2 separate regions of the Mus musculus genome follow, and region 1 is linked to region 2. A link is a contact called in ENCODE Hi-C or POLR2A ChIA-PET data. All regions are on one chromosome and are shown on one strand. Each heading gives the region's core, a stretch centred on a gene start or an enhancer-like site at or near the end of the contact. The rest is flanking DNA. Distances are from core to core; before and after follow the strand shown. Region 1 overlaps Rgs7 (regulator of G protein signaling 7). Region 2 overlaps Rgs7 (regulator of G protein signaling 7).

What was found. Hi-C counts contacts between places; a loop is a spot of excess contacts on that map. ChIA-PET counts read pairs that join two places held with the same protein, here RNA polymerase II (POLR2A).
Region 1: a loop to region 2 is called in a map of left cerebral cortex, with 2.1 times the contacts of the local background. The contact joins two enhancer-like sites. A Hi-C loop is called at or near these places in 1 of 37 maps with a recorded cell type or tissue (left cerebral cortex). POLR2A ChIA-PET finds 5 or more read pairs at or near these places in 1 of 5 experiments (Patski).

What each region holds. Positions count from the first base shown.
Region 1 is chr1:175,294,098-175,298,248 of GRCm38, forward strand. All of the region lies in intron 2 of Rgs7 (regulator of G protein signaling 7), which reads right to left. Among named protein-coding and RNA genes, the nearest start is that of Rgs7, 200 kb to the right of the region's middle. Within about 2 kb of position 2,628, at least 1 of the 3 ENCODE cell types and tissues checked has a DNase peak (open chromatin) inside an H3K27ac peak, as active enhancers do; it is left cerebral cortex, where a contact is called at or near this core.
Region 2 is chr1:175,141,511-175,145,970 of GRCm38, forward strand. All of the region lies in intron 6 of Rgs7 (regulator of G protein signaling 7), which reads right to left. Among named protein-coding and RNA genes, the nearest start is that of Grem2, 220 kb to the left of the region's middle. Within about 2 kb of position 1,748, at least 1 of the 3 ENCODE cell types and tissues checked has a DNase peak (open chromatin) inside an H3K27ac peak, as active enhancers do; it is left cerebral cortex, where a contact is called at or near this core.

The DNA of each region.
Region 1 (4,151 bases), core at 1,378-3,877, 150 kb after region 2:
AGAGGACATTTTTACAAATCTTTTCGGTGCTTGATAGATGCTGGATTTTCATATCTACTCTGCATTCTGTTGGCCATGATGCATTGCTTTATAGTCTCAGATCTAAAAACATTTTAGAAGAAGACATATCCCTGGTCTTCCTGGGCTATCAGGGATACTCCTCTTTGCCACTCTTTGCCAACACATCAAAACAGCACAAGATGCAATTTCATGATGGTGAATTACGCTGTAGAATCTGAAGCTTTCACCAGTGAATTTTCATACCCTTAAAACGTATCATGCTACTTTCATGCTGAATGGATCCTTTTGTCCAGGAATAGCACATACTTAGTGGTCACGTGGAACATGTGCTCACAGCCATTACATGCACTTGAGTCATTTGGAGCATGCATTCCCTGGCCATTTGGAAGACCTTGGTGTGCCGAGTTATTCAGATACTGCAAATGTGGAAATATTTCATTATACAGTATCAAAAGCCACGTCTGTCAATAACACCACTGATGTCATGAGGAACATCTTTCACTCCTGGGACATTGCCAGGCTCAGCACAACAGTGACAAGGTTTCAAAAAGAAAATTCAGGCTCAATTCATTCATGGAAAATTTCTCACTTCTAAATACATCTGAAACCATGAGCTTGTCATTCCTGTATCTCTTTGGGTAATACCAATCCATGAAAAATGAGAATGCAGTGTTGCAAATAGAAAGTGTCCCTCACAGGCTCACATATTGAATCCTTGGTTCCCATCAGAGCTACCATTAGGGGACAGAGGATGGTGGTGGTTGGGAGGTGAGGTTTTAACTGATAGGTCACTAGATGTGTGCCTTGAAGATAACAAACAGGTACACTGTCCCTTGCCTATCACTGATCTCTATCATGAAGTGGAAAGGCTACTTCTTTAGGGAAAACCTCTTGTAATGGATGTTTCCATGTACAAAATGCAAAAAGGCGTGGCTTGGCTTTTCAGTACAGTTTTCCAGGCTGGATAGATTCTTACAAAACATTATGCTCTTTAAGTTCCTTGTTGAACCAACTTGCAACTTTGATGTTTGGAAAAGAAAGACTAGATGGTGGCTTACCCATGCTGTAAAAGTTCATTCTTTGGCCAACAGTAATTATGCTTTTCTCTTGTAGCACTGCTTTCTTAGGATCAGCAATTCCTTAAGTAAATCGTTTGCTGTGTAGACGGAATTACCACCTTTGGGAGACTGTGGGATCATGCCCAGGAAATTCAACCACTTGCTGCTTCTTTCCATAGTTGATCAGTTATGAAAGAGTCAAAAGTAGAATTTTAAATAAATATATGTTTGTTAGTCTTTATGTCACCTATTCAGCCTCATGCCTGCCCTTATCCATCCAAATGCCTGGATGCACATAGGAGATTGTTACTAAGTGGTTGTCAAGTGAACAACGAGAAGAAAAGCCCCTGGGTTGATTCAGTCACAGACCTCCAGCATTCAGCATCTCTCTTATGTGTCAATGAATACGGGAGGGTAACAAAACGGCGTCTCAGAAAAGGCTATGTGATAACCTGTATGATGGCCTGTCTTGCCCCAGTACTTCTCCTTAGCTTCAGCCACACACTCTAGCCTCACCCAAGCCCTTCACTCAGGAACCCTGGGTGTGATTGGCAGGTGAACAGCTTCCTTCCTCTTACAACTCTTTCTGGATGCAACCAACCTGGATAAAATGGCTGTCACAGTCATGCTTCTCGGAAGCAACTTTTTCTCTCTACTTACAAAGCCTTAACCTGTGTGTGATGGCTCACTCCTGGAATCTCGGTACTTAGGAGACTGAGGCAAGAAGCAAGGAATGGGCGTCCTCCCAAGATGACACACAGGAGATCATCCCTGAACGAAACCTAACATGAGGCAGCAGAAGAAGAGTAGAATGGGAGCAGGTCCAGTTCTGTTCCCAGGAGTTACTGATGACATGAATCCACACTGTAACTCAGGGCAAAATGAAAGTGATTGTCCATTGACTAATGGAACTTTTCTATACACAGAGTGAGACCTCAGGAGTTGGTTATAGAGATAAGTAGGTGACAGGACATGGAGTACATGCCTGTAATCCCAGCCCTGGTTAAGCTGACACAGGAAAAGATCAAGAAAAGCCTGATCTATACTGTGAGCCAGGAGCCAGCCTGGACTACATAGTGAAACCCTGTCTCAAAACAGCAAAAATGAGGAAAGAGTCCTTTAAAGACTATAGCATGTGCCTCTTCCCAGGACAATAAGCAGAGGATGTCTCTGGCAGTCCTAAACTCCTTGCTATGGTAACACCTCTTTACCCTAGGAACTACAACCACAGGCCAGCTGAGAGCACATGTCCCAGTCTGAGAGGTTTGCTTTGACTCCCCAGATAGAAAACCTTAAGCCACTTGAGAATTCTACTAATTCTTTTCTTCTCTCAGCTCTTCTCAGACTCTCTGTGGCCACTGATCCCCATAAGAAAGTCTTCATGCTTTCCACACTAAATGGGGCTTTCCTGGATGCATTCAGTGCTGGAGAGGATAATGAAAGAGTTCCACCACACTGAAGAGTGTCCCAGTTCCTCTAGAGCGGTGACTCTTAACATTCCCCAAACTGCAGCCCTTTAATACAGTTCTTCATGTTGTCGTGACGCCAAATATAGATTGCTGCTGCCTTATAACTGTAATGTACAAACTATGTCATCCCATAAAACACGTTCAAATTTCAAAGGTTTTAACCTTTAAAACGTAGCATGAAGCGTCCTTGTGTGCATGCATTTGCAGGTGATAAACATCAGAGGTCTAACAGAGTTTGCCCCCTGATGTTAATACAGCAGGTCTGCTACTCTAACCACTGTCCTTGGGAAAGATATTCATCATTTTAGTCCCTTAACCTCAGCATCTGCAAGAGAAATGACAATTAATAGTATCCGCCTACTAGAGTTGTTATAAGGATTAAATGAGTTTACACCCTCCTACTTCCAGCCCCCTATATACCCACTAGAGAGCTTGGGAAAGGGCCAGGTAGAGAGAGTCACCACATCAGTGCTAGCTATAATTATTCTTTCCAAACTGTGCATTCTTTATTTAGCACCCCAAAGTCAATTTTTTTAAGGTCTGGGTGACAGCATTTCCTAACTATAGAAACAAGCCTTTGCTGAGTGCCAGCATATGACCAAATTCAATATATATATTATTGTTCTGCTCACTTCCCTGCATCCTTATCTTCTCCCTGCCTTCTTCCCTTCCTCCTGGCTACTTTCTTCCTTCTTTGTACCCCTCTTCTTCCCTTGCTTTCCTCTTCTTCACTCTGGTCTCTGAGGAGTATCTGCAGAACACTGACAGGTAAGACGGTATAGTATTCAAGTGGGGAATGTGGTACACATAATGGAGAAGTTTATCATTTTACAGTGTAGGAAGATATGCACACAAAAATTCAGATTTTAATTCAGAGCCAAAGTAAAGATACAGAGGAATCCCAGGAGAAGGAGCATCGAATTCTACCTGCAACTGTCAGGTGGACTTTTTCTGAGAAGGTAACATTATACTCGAGTCATTGAGAATCAATACAAGTTACAGATCAAGAATACTTTAAGTCATATTTTAGGGGGTAGATATATTGTTTTAAAAATTTAAATTTACACATCTCATAAAAATGCAATCCTTTTCCAGCCACAAAATATCTGTCAATCTTCAGAAAATGGTTCATCTAAAAATAAATTACTACGCCAGTCGACAATCTCAAAATGAAAATTGAAATAGTAGTTAAATGTTAAAGAATATATATCACAAATGCATACTAGAATAAATGCGAGGGGGAAATATAAAAAGATGTGTTATTTAAAAGTCTAGAGGTCATTTATAATATTAGAAAATATTGCCTATGGAATATGTGTGTAAATATACAAATGCTTTTTATTGCTCTGAAATACTTCCATCCCATTTGTGAGACATTGCTTTAGAAACAGTGGCTATGCAGATTAACAAAAAATAAAAGCTGCTTTTCAAAGAAATACACAGGGAACTTCACTTAAGAGCCAGAAATTCTCCAAATCCCCTTTCCCATACCTGTAGGCTTAAGCTGGCAAGTTAAATGTCAATTAGGTAACTCGATAATTATATTTATATTCCTTCACACATGTATTACCAGAAGAATAGTTAGTATTTAATGGTAGTCAGC
Region 2 (4,460 bases), core at 498-2,997:
GCTTCCTGACCTGCTTGAGTTCTAGTCCTGACTTCCTTGGTGATGAACAGCAGTATGGAAGTGTAAGCCAAATAAACCCTTTCCTCCCCAACTTGCTTCTTGGTCATGATGCTTGTGCAGGAATAGAAACCCTGACTAAGACAGGCCTCAATCAGGATGAAAGTGAAAGAAATTAATGGAAAAGAAGGAGGAAGAGAGGGGCCTCAATCAGGATGCAAAATGAAATAAATTAATGGAAAAGAAGGAGGAAGAAAAGAAGGAGGAGGAGGAGAAGGAAGAGGAGGAGGAAGAGGAGGGAGAGGAGGAAGAAATCAAGAAATCAAAAGAAAGACAGTCAAAACAAGGACCAAAGGTGTAGTCTACAAAACCCACGACTGTAGAAAATGGAAAAATAATTGCTAAGCCAGACAGCATACTCTTCATACTGAAGATGTGTTGATTTGTCGTCATTTCTACTAGTTAGCACAGCATGGTTTGTTTTCAATAGCAAATTCCAAGGCATGCTGAAGGACAAGTTGTATTGAATGACTGTGTGTGAATGTTATTCAAGTGCAGAAGTGTTGATAAGTCTTAAGACACAAAACTAAAAAGAACTATGATTAAAATACAATTATATTCATAGAAAAAGCAAGTAGTGTGAAGTAGTATGTAAGAACAGGTGAGACCTGCAATCGTGGGGGTGAACATTCTAACTAACTAACTAACTAACTAACTAAATAAATAAATAAATAAATAAATAAATAAATAAATAAATAGAAAAAAAAACCAAGAGATTTGAGACTAGTATACCACTTGATACGCCAGTAGGGATGAGGGAAATCTGACATTGCCCTCAGCATAAATAAATACATAAACAAAAGTCTGTGTATCTACATATAATAATAAATTAAATATGAGATCATGCATTAAGGAGTGAGAAACAGGAAGAGTTGGAATCAGGAGAGGCAGGAGCAAACCCTATAGGTGGAACAACAATATGAACTAACCAGTACCCCCAGAGCTCGTATCTCTAGCTGCATATGTAGCAGAAGATGGCTTAGTCGGCCATCACTGTGAAGAGAGGCCCCTTGGTATTGCAAACTTTATATGCCCCAATACAGGGGAATGCCAGGGCCAAGTAGTGGGAGTGGGTGGGTAGGGGAGCAGGGCAGAGGGAGGGTATAGGGAACTTTCAGGATAGCATTTGAAATGTATATAAAGAAAATATCTAATAAAAAGAAAAAATAACTAATACAAATTTTAAATTTTTTTAGATTAAAACCATGGGTTTATCAGTAGACTGGAGAGGATTGATAAGTCAGTAAACTTTAAAACAATAAATGAAACAAATTAAAATGACTAAAACGATCAACAATCTAAATATGAGCTGTAACATAAAGAGAAGAAAAAGCATACAGAAAATTTCTTTAAAGTAAAGACTAAACATAAGTCCTCTTCTAAGATCATGTAATGAGCCTCTACCTCATGGTCACCTCATGGTTTGACTGTTTTGGTAGATAAGGCCACTAAAGAAACAGGCTAGGGTCCTAATCGAAGATGACTTGTGTTTTTGCAGGAAGAGTAGAGATACCAGAGATGCAACTGTTTAGGGAGACAGCCTGGTGAGATATAGTAAGAAGTCAGATTTCTGAAAATGGAAGAGATTCGGGAGAAGCCAACCCTGCAGGAGCTTGCTTTTTAATTTCTCTGCAGAGGATGCCTACCATTTATTTATGGGAACCAGTCATGTTGCTCGAGTCACACAGGCTGTGACAGCTTTTTATGGCTACCCTAGAAACTAACACAGCAAGCCACATAACCGGGAAATGTGGAGAGCTTCAAAGAGGACAAACATAGTTACATGTTCTAAACCCTATACTTAGACATATTCTAATTCCAGAAAGCCGGTTTCAGAGTTTTGTAAGGTTTAAGGAAAAGATGAGTAGGATTTGCAGTTTCATATTATGTAATGTCATTGCATCTGTCCTGGTAATAAACATCGTACATTAGTATGGTATGTTGGTTAAGTCAGAGCCACTCTCCATACATTAATTAATAATGTGTGAATCTGTATTTGGCACAATGGTTCATTTGCTGGTTTGAACATTCTGTGAATATCCACAAGTGTACAATTACATTTATCTCCTATTCTAATCTCATAAAGACAGTTTTGCTGTCTTAAAAATCTTCTGTACTTTACTTATACTTCCACTTTGCCTGAAATTAATTTTTCCACTATAGTATTTGAATAAAAATGGCCCCTATAGGCTCCTATATTTGAATGCTTAGTTATCAGGGAGAGTGGCATTATTTAAGAAGGATTAGAAGATGTGGCCTTGTTGGAAGAAATGCATCCTTGGGAGTGGGCTTTGAGGTTTCAAAACTTCATGTTAGTCCCAGTTCTCTCTCTTGGCCTACGGATCAGGATGTAACTTTCAGCTACTGATCCACCACCATGAATACTTCCATACTACTGGCCATAATAACAATGAACTAACCCTCTGAAACTGTAAGAAAGCCTCCAATTAAATATTTTCTTTCATATGAGTTGCCTTGGTCATGTTGTCTCATCACAGCAATAGAATACTAAGATATCTACTGTAGATTTATTTTAACCACGGTGACATGGCATCTATTTATCTATTACTTTATCTTTAATCTTTCTGTGTCTTCATACTTAAAACCATAATACTCCGTTACGATCCTTTTAAAATCCATTGGATCAGTAGTGACTCAAGTTTACTAAGTTTTAAAAATCTGCTCACTAGAATACAATTTTAGGAACCACTAACACCTGATTTTCTAAGCACGCAAAACAGTGATAGATATTAAAAGCAAATAAATGCCCATGGATTTAGGAAGCAGACTGTAAAATAGAATGGTGGATGATCTCTTAGAGCACTTCTAAAATGAGAACTGTTATATAATAAATATCAGTTGATGTCACATTGAAAAAAAACATTATTTTTGGTAAATGGATAGAGCTATTTGAAAGAATTGTAATGTGCTCCACCAAGAATAAATAATTTCCAGTTTAAAAAAAATAGAATGATTTCCCTTTCCCCAGCATCTTGAGCTCTGAGAATCTCAATACTATATATAATGAAGTTATTAATATATTCATGTATCTCAGGCATTGTTGTCAGCTATTCAAGTTTTGATCCAGTTTTGAAACCTTATAAACTATCAATTTGATTTTGATTTTCTGCCTGTTTTTAGGTTTTTTTAAATCAGTCCATGAGTTTCCAGTCATCCCACTCTCAAACACAAATGTTTAGACATAGTAAGCTTTCTACCAATGGTAACTGATCGGTTTTGAATCTGTTCCTTTAGGAAAAAAATTTGCTTAATGTAAAGTCTTGCTGCAATGATATGCCAGTAAGAATGCTTTGTTTTCCCTGGCTCTCTATTACCATCTAAGAACACCTCAGCTCCCCGGTCTGTCTTATGTCACTTTAGCATGGTTTTGGAAAGCGGAAATTAGTCTTGTGTAGTTACTTAGTGCCCTCAAGCAAAATCTCTCTGTGTAGATCTGAAAGGTTCCATGGCATCTTGGAGCAGTTGACAGGACTTCACTGAATATTTCCTGGGGCACAAGTCATTGTCCTCTCGTAATCATAATGTAAGGCTCAGAACAGTTTTTTTATTGATAGACGGGCCTTATAAGAGAATTCAATGTTTCTTTTTCCAGGGCCATGTATTGATTTCAGAAGCATCCTACAAAGTTCTCTCCTCTATACATTATAGTACTTACATACTAAATCTTCACTGTTTTCCTTCTAGCTGTATATTTCTCAGTTCTTTCAATTCAGGCTGTGGGTATCATACTCATCCACATGGTCAAGTATATCTTCAAAGATGGCCCCAGAACCAGATGCATCATCAGCTTCATTAACATCACCAAAGAAAATATAGTTCTCCATAATCAAGATCAACAATGTTTGAATATATTATTTAAAAATATTATTTAAAAGTCCACAATGAATAATATATCAAATTAAAGGAAAGGCTGGAATTTGAATGGCCCAATTGAAAGGGGGGCAACTAGGGTCTCTTGTCCTTATGGGAAACTTCTAGTTCTTCAGCATAAAATTCTATTTAGATGGATATAGTGGTACACGCATATTGTTGTAAAAATCAGGAGGCTTAAGCAGGTAGATCTCCAAATTGAGGCTAGATACAATAACTTAGGCCCCATTGGGATTTTGATGCTTCAAAATATAGGTCTTGTCTAAATAGAACGAAAACAAAAAATCCTGTCTGGACATTGGATATTCATTACAATTCCTTCCCTGGACTCCTTTACGTTCAACTCATGCAAACAGATACTGCAGGAAAAAAACCCTGTCTTTGTTATCTGCTTGTTTGCCACCACTGACATTGCCTACCTCTTTACCAAAGTTGTCTTGTGCTTCATCTTGCATTGACCTCTGGTCCTCCCTGCAAGACCAGGTCTCCCAGAATGATTCAAATATATCCAT